Linked DNA regions of Homo sapiens: region 2 is linked to region 1. The links are chromatin contacts, found by POLR2A ChIA-PET in ENCODE. All regions are on one chromosome and are shown on one strand. Each heading gives the region's core, a stretch centred on a gene start or an enhancer-like site at or near the end of the contact. The rest is flanking DNA. Distances are from core to core; before and after follow the strand shown. Region 1 overlaps GAB2 (GRB2 associated binding protein 2). Region 2 has its middle 22 kb from the start of NARS2.

Evidence for each region. ChIA-PET counts read pairs that join two places held with the same protein, here RNA polymerase II (POLR2A).
Region 2: POLR2A ChIA-PET joins it to region 1 with 16 read pairs in Panc1. The contact joins two enhancer-like sites. POLR2A ChIA-PET finds 5 or more read pairs at or near these places in 3 of 52 experiments (A549, BJ and Panc1).

Annotation. Positions count from the first base shown.
Region 1 is chr11:78,263,834-78,267,976 of GRCh38, reverse strand. The region is part of intron 2 of GAB2 (GRB2 associated binding protein 2); the gene reads left to right. Among named protein-coding and RNA genes, the nearest start is that of USP35, 77 kb to the right of the region's middle. Within about 2 kb of position 1,321, at least 3 of the 41 ENCODE cell types and tissues checked have a DNase peak (open chromatin) inside an H3K27ac peak, as active enhancers do.
Region 2 is chr11:78,594,921-78,598,800 of GRCh38, reverse strand. No RefSeq gene overlaps it. Among named protein-coding and RNA genes, the nearest start is that of NARS2, 22 kb to the right of the region's middle. Within about 2 kb of position 1,785, at least 4 of the 41 ENCODE cell types and tissues checked have a DNase peak (open chromatin) inside an H3K27ac peak, as active enhancers do.

The DNA of each region.
Region 1 (4,143 bases), core at 72-2,571:
AGTCCATAAAAATATGAAAACATGAGGAAGATACAATCCATGTTCATAAAACTAAATGTAATCAGATTTTAAGACTTCCCTTTATTCAGAGACTCTTTTTTTTTTTTTTTTTTTTTTTTGAGACGGAGTCTCGCTCTATCACCCAGGCTGGAGTGCAGTGGTGCGATGTTGGCTCACTGCAAACTCTGCCTCCCAGGTTCATGCCATTCTTCTGCCTCAGCCTCCCGAGTAGCTGGGACTACAGGTGCCTGCCACTGCACCCGGCTAATTTTTTGTATTTTTAGTAGCGACGGGGTTTCACCATGTTAGCCAGGATGGTCTCGATCTCCTGACCTCGTCATCTACCCGCCTCGACCTCCCAAAGTGCTGGGATTACAGGTGTGAGCCACCGCACCTGGCCTATTCAGAGATTCTCTTTGTGCATGTATGTTAGTGTTCTCGTGTGTGTGAAGTGACAGTCTTAGTAAATGGTAGTTTTCCATATTTGACATTATTAAAAATTGGCCGCCCCATGTGTCCATTTCTAAAAGTGCACAAGTGTATAAACAAAGAGGCAGTGTTTTCACCTGTCCATGAAATGGAAGAGTCTGGGAAATAGTGATCTAGAGGTGATACGTGTGTCAGGACTAACTGGTTGCCAGCTTCTGCTTCTGTACTCATGGCCAGGGGCCTCTGAACTCTACCATTAAGTCCAGGCCCCCTGCATCCCAGCATAAAGCCAGTGCTGTAGGATCTTTTGTTCCTAGCCCTGCTCTTGTGTGCTAGCTATGGTTAGCCCTGGGATCTTGGCTAATTTTCCAGTGTCTCAGTCTTTGCCCTGATAACCTGCCTGTAGTGTCAGATCCCACCCAGGAGTGGACCCTGTCCTGCTTTTATGTAGCCACTTCTCATAGACCAGAGTCTTACCACACCTCAGACCAGTGGCTGGAGCCCGCCTGCCCACTGGAAGGCTTCTGGGTTGCATGTGGTCTCTCTGCCTGCATTACTGAAAAAAATCTGCTTCTCTTTTCCCAGAACATGCTTCTTCCTCCTCTTGGATTCTACTGCCCACATTTCTAGTGATGCCTCAGTTTCTGTTTCTGTGTTCACGTATTCAGTGCCCTTACCACTCAGAACCTGCTTTTGCCAGTGGACAGGGGTTAGAGAAGAGCATAAGACATGGACCTGCTTTCAGTGGACTCCTGAGCCTTGTTATGTTCTCCAGTTTTTGTTCTCTCTGCCAAACCAGCCTTGGAACTCCTCTTAGTGATTCTCTCTGCCTCCTCTATGTCTGCTTCTAAGAGGTTCTGGGCTTCTCAGTTTTCAGCAAGATTTACCTGCTTTTAACTGAACCGTGCCTGGCTCCGTGCCAAGATATAACTACCAGATAAAAAATTGGGGGTTAACCTCAAGTGTGAAAATATTTAATTTTTTAATTCTGAATTTGGTTTCAACATCAAGCCCCCATCTGGCCAGTGATAGAAATGTAAGTTTTAATCAACTCCGGGTATTCCTGGTCAATATGGGATTTTCTCAGTAAATTCAAGTTTGTCTTCTTTTGTGCCTGGGCTGCTATTTTAAGTGCCCCAAGGCCTAGAGAGCTGGAGACAGTTTATTGAGGCTGGAAGGCTGGAGCACAGTTTGGGATTGGGATTGGGGGAGGAGATGCATGGGAGACAAGGGTAAGGACGCGTCTTATTCCTCTTTAGATCACCGTATTAGTAGCCACAGAGTAGCTGCCCAGTAAATATCCACATGATTTTTTTTTTTTTTTTTTTTTTTTGAGATGGAGTCTCGCTCTGTCACCCAGGCTGGAGTGCAGTGGTGTAATCTTGGCTCACTGCAGCCTCCACCACTCAGGTTCAAGTGATCCTCTCACCTCAGCCTCTCAAGTAGCTGGGATTACAAGCATGCGCCACCACACCCGGCAAATTTTTGTATTTTTAGTAGAGATGGGGTTTCACCATGTTGGTCAACCTGGTCTCAAACTCCTGACCTCAGGTTATCCACCTGCCTCAGCCTCCCAAAATGCTGAGATTATAGGCATGAGCCACCATGCCTGGCTGAATGTTTTAGTTACAGTGTTTGGTTATAAATTGTAAATAGTTACACAAAATTCTTTTTAAAAATTCTGACTTATTTCCAGATATTTTCATTTTGAGAAATTCACTGTTGGGGAGAACAGAAAGCTTTAAAAACATTCTCATCTTACTCATAGGTGACAAAGTGTGAGATACCTGAAATTCTGTATATTGAAACATATAACATGTACTTTAACATGGTATAAAGTACAATGAAAAACAAAAAAATGAAGAAAAGCTCAAAAGAGATGATATACTAACTAGGCTGAAGAGATAGAGCCTGCCAAAGACCTGAAGTTTATTTTACACATCTACCATTTGTTTATTGTTTGCTTTTATTTGCTACCTCCTCGGCCCTTTTATGGATGAGGTCAGTGAACAAAATTCTTCATGGCTAGTGAATCATTATTAGCAAGAACACTCAGCCAAGACAGAAGGGAATAGATTTCATAGAATGAGAAACTTCTAGAATACGAGATCTCAAAGCGTCCTTAGAGAGCATTTAGTTCCAAACTGCTCAAATGACAGAGTGTCTAGAGGTGAAGAGAGGGCAACTAATTTGTTCAAGATCATGCAGCTGACTGGCCAGGCTAGAATTAAAATCGAAGTTTCCTGACTTTTGTGTTTTAAATGATGTTGATGGTTATGGTGGTGATCATATAAAAATCACTTTATGATTTATAGAGTGCTTTTATATATATATATATATATATGTGGTATAGAAGGCCCGTTTATTACATAGGGTCTTAGAATCGCATGAATATGAACCCACAACATTAATGACTTTAGTCTAAACGTGGTCTTGGATAAGTAAATTTAATTTTTTGAGCTTCAACTTCTGCATCAGTAAAATAGAAATAAGACATTCTTCACAAGATTATTATGAAGATTAAGAATCCACTTAAAGCATATAGCATAGTGTTTGGTACACAATAAGTACATATTAAATGTCTGTTGAATCTGTGACTAATAACTTGTTGCTGCCTTCTCTGTGATCTTCACAACAGCCCTTTGGAGACGTCTACCATGCTACTTTTATCTCCCGAAAACTAAAATATCCTAAATAACCCCTATCTCTGTTTTGCCCAAACTCAAAAACCTTTTTGCTATGTGTGATTAATATGTTTATCAAATAATAAATCTTGCTGAATTTCCTGATTTGAGGGGCATTACACTTGTCGTTGTGGTACTCAAAAACAAAGATGTCTTGGCCGGGTGCTGTGGCTCACGCCTGTAATCCCAACACTTTGGGAGGCCAAGGGAGATAAACCACCTGAGGGTCAGGAGTTCAAGACCAGCCTGGCCAACATGGCGAAACCCCGACACTACTAAAAAAAAAAATACAAAAATTAGCTGGGCATGGTGGCACGTGCCTGTAGTCCCAGCTACTCAGGAGGCTGCGGCAGGAAAATCACTTGAATCTGGGAGGCGGAGGCTGCAGCGAGCTGAGATCGTGCCACTGCACTCCAGCCTGGGCAAAAAGAGTGAGACTGTGTCTCAAAAAAAAAAAGAAAAAGAAATTTTTAAAAAATTCCTTTCACAATGGCATCAAAAAATAAAATACTTAGGAATCAATTTAACAAAAGCCATCCTAGATCTCTGTACATAAAACAACAAAACATTACTGGGATAAATTAAAGAAGACCCAGAATATGGAAAGAGAGATCGTGTTATGGAGAAGACTCAGTATTGTTAATATGTCAGTTCTCCCCATATTAATCAGTAGATTCAGTCCAATCTCTGTCATGATCCCAGCAGGCTTGTTTGTATTGACATCAAAGCAAATTAGGAAGTACTATATAATATATGAAAACAGTACTATTTAACACAACAGCATGTCAATAATAATTCAGACCTTTTTCAGTTACAATGTTGGACTTTTTAGAGAATTTTGTGGAGATATGTTAGATTGGTAAATAAAAGCTGTTCTCATTTTCCTTACAGTAGAAAAATATACCCAGAAGTTATGTTTATTGCTCCCCCAATGAGATGTTTTACTTAAAAAAAAAAAAAAAAATTGACAGGAGACTGACATCCTTGCCCAGGTGACTAGGCACTCAGTCACTGGTAAGAAAATCACTTG
Region 2 (3,880 bases), core at 536-3,035, 330 kb before region 1:
GGTACCAAACCATATATACAGACCAATGGAACAGAACAGAGGCCTCAGAAATAACACCACACATCTACAACTACCTGATCTTTGACAAACCTGACAAAAACAAGAAATGGGGAAAGGATTCCCTATTTAATAAATGGTGTTGGGAAAACTGGCTAGTCATATGCAGAAAACTAAAACTGGACCCCTTCCTTACATCTTATACAAAAATTAACTCAAGATGGATTAAAGACTTAAACATAAGACCTAAAATCATAAAAACCCTAGAAGAAAACCTAGGCAATACCATTCAGGACATAGGCATGGGCAAAGTCTTCATGACTAAAACACCAAAAGCAATGGGAACAAAAGCCAAAATGGACAAATGGGATCTAATTAAACTAAAGAGCTTCTGCACAGCAAAAGAAACTATCATCAGGGTGAACAGGCAACCTACAGAATGGGAGAAAACTTGCAATCTATCCATCTGACAAAGGGCTAATATCCAGAATCTATAAGGAACTTAAACAAATTTACAAGAAAAAACCCCAAAAAAGTGGGTGAAGGATATGAACAGACACTTCTCAAAAGAAGACATTTACGTAGCCAACAAAAATATGAAAAAATGCTCACCATCACTGGTCATTAGAGAAATGCATATCAAAACCACAATGAGATACCATCTCATGCCAGTTAGAATGGCAATCATTAAAAAGTCAGGAAACAATATGCTGAAGAGGATGTGGAGAAATAGAAACGCTTTTACACTGTTGGTGGGAGCGTAAATTAGTTCAACCATTGTGGAAGACACGGTGGTGATTCCTCAAGGATCTAGAACCAGAAATACTATTTGACCCAGCAATCCCATTACTGGGTATATATCCAAAGGATAATAAATGATTCTGCTATAAAGACACATGCACATGTATGTTTATTGTGGCACTGTTCACAATAGCAAAGACTTGGAACCAACCCAAATGCCCATCAGTGATAGACTGGATAAGGAAAATGTGACACATATACACCAGGAATACTATGCAGCCATAAAAAAGGATGAGTTCATGTTCTTTGCAGGGACATGGATGAAGCTGAAAACCATCATTCTCAGCAAACTAACACAGGAACAGAAAACCAAACACCGCATGTTCTCACTCATAAGTGAGAGTTGAACAAGGAGAACACATGGACACAGGGAGGGGAACATCACACACCGGGGCCTGTTTGGGGTGGGGGGTGCTAGGGGAGGGATAGCATTAGGAGAAATACCTAATGTAGATGACAGGTTATGGGTGCAGCAAACCACCATGGCATATGTATTCCTATGTAACAAACCTGCATATTCTGCACATGTATCCCAGAATTTAAAGTATAATTTAAAAAAAAAAAAAAACTTGCAAAGTCAATTCACCAGTCTCTCACCTTGAGGAACTCTTTGGAATCAATAGGAACAGAGTAGCACCAGCCCAGTGTGGCAGTGCAGAGAGGAGCCGGAGAAGATGCCTGCCCTCCCCAGGAAGCCATAGAGGGAGATTTGCTCCAGCTCACAAGTTGAAATTCTTCGTTTTGAGGAATTTAATTATGGCTAACAGCGAGGATTAATTGCTTTATACTGTGTTAGTATAAATAAATACTTTCTTCATTTGCCTTTAAAAAAAAAAAGGAGAGGGAAGATACCGAAGTAAAGACACAGACACACAGTGAGAATGCCAGGTGATGATGGAAGCAGAGATTGGAGGAATGCAGCTGCGGCCCAGGAACGCTGAGGATTGCCAACAACCACCAGAAGCTAGGAAGAGCCAAGCAAGGTTTCCTGCTGACGTGTCTCACAGGGAGCATGGCCCTAACTTGATTTTGTACTTCTAGCCGACAGACCTGTAAAACAATACATTTCTGTTGTTTTCAGCTCTTTCTCTTTGCCTAATTCGTTATGGCAGCCCTAGCAAATTAATATGGTACTAGAGGCCTAATGTATGTATTTTGTGTGTGTGTGTGTGTGTGTGTGTGTGTGTGTGTGTGTTGGGGGTGGGGGGAGTAAGTGTCCTTTAACTGCAGAAGAAACAGAACAAATCAGGTAGACAGGAAGAAAACAAGGCAACCTTTCTTAATCATCTAAACCAAGAAGTGTCATGTTTTCCTGTGGACCTGACCTTCCCAATCACTGCTCCAGCACAGACTCCTGGCTGTGGCTGGAACACCCCAGCTGTGTTTCCTCCTTAGGGCCTTTGCACCCACTGCTTCCTCTACCTGGAACATGCCCAGGGCCAACTCCTGACTTCCTGCTTTTTCCTCAATGAAGCCCATTCTGCAATCTGCACTCCCACCCCACTGAGCACTCCCAACCCCCCTTGCTCTACTTTACTTTTTCTTTTCTCCATGTTCTCAGTGGATTCTAATATCCTAATAATGTGTTTATTATGTGTAGGGAGCATTATTTATCGTCTCCATCCATGCTAGAACATTAAGCTCCATGCAGCGATGTGAACAAACATCAAAAACAGTACCTAGTTCACTGTAGGTGCTTAAGAAAAAATTTTCTAAAAATCCATCATTCATTTTAAAATGACTACTTTAACGATTACAGAAGCTGTATGTGTTCATTGTAAAAAAAAATTAGAAAAAATTAAAAGCTTCAAACTCCCACCATCTAATAAAACCTCTCAAATTAAAAAAAAAAATGTTTTAGAAAAGGAGCAAAAGGAAGCAAAGTACACTTGGAAGAGGGACAAGCGGGCAACTTGAGAGATCCAAGTACCCCATTTGGTCCTTGACTTGGGGTTTTATACGTTGGCATGGTTTGGGGGCTTTACTTTCTCCTCCCTTAATTTTTCCCTTGGGGTGGGCTGTTGTTCAACCGCTGCATGCGAGGTGTCAGTCAGCACTCAAGGGGGTGACCACATGCATAGTGCATTTACTGAGGTTGTGCACATGCTCTGTAGGGGCGATTTTATTTTACCAGTCTAACACCCCCAAAGGAAGGTCATACATCTGATATTTTGCCGGTTAGAGCACATACTCAAGCCCACTTGCCCAACTCCTGAGATCTTATGTGGAAGCTGCTGATCACCAGCTCAAGATGTTTTCTATCTTTTGGGAGACGGTCGTCCGCTGATGCCAGCTGTGACCAATTATCATTTTAGAGAGACAGTTTAACAACCGCCTGACGATCACGTGATGGTCGCCTGACATTCCTGGGGGTTGGTTAGGGGGCCTCTCCTGACCTGCTCACGTCTGCCTCGCTAACTACTCTAACAACCAGAGGTCACAGAAGTCTTCTTTGTTGATTGCTGTGGCATGAAAGCAGAGGAAAAAAAAATGTTTTTTCCTCCATGTCAACCAACTCGCATAAAATAGCCTGTTAAATAGTCCTTCCATCATGGCCACTAACTTCCAAGAGAAATTCCTAATGCTGCCTAATAATCATAACACATTTCTCCAGTTTGTTCACTCTTCTACCCTCCTAGATAATACTTTCATGGCTTTTCTCTCTTTCAATCATTTACATCTTTCTCCATCCTCACTCTTAGTGATAAACCCTCCCTTTAATGATTCTTCCTAGAATGCAGCTGCCTAATGAGTTCTTATTGCCCACTGCCCAGATAGAGTCAATTTACCAAGGCAAGGGAATTGCAGTGGAGAAAGAATTTAATTCATGAAGAGCTGGCTGAATGGGGGACTGGAGTTTTATTATTACCCAAATCAGTCTTCCCAAGAATTCAGAGGCTAGGGTTTTTCAAAGGTAGAAGGGGTGAGGGTGGCTGCTGATTGGCTCAGGGGTACAATCATAGGCGTGTCAGGAATGACCCTCCAGCATGCTAAGTGGCTTCTGGGTGGGACAGGAGCAGTGGGTAGGTCCAGATGGAGCCACCATTGGTCTGTGGATCCTGATGGGGTCACACGTGTCAGA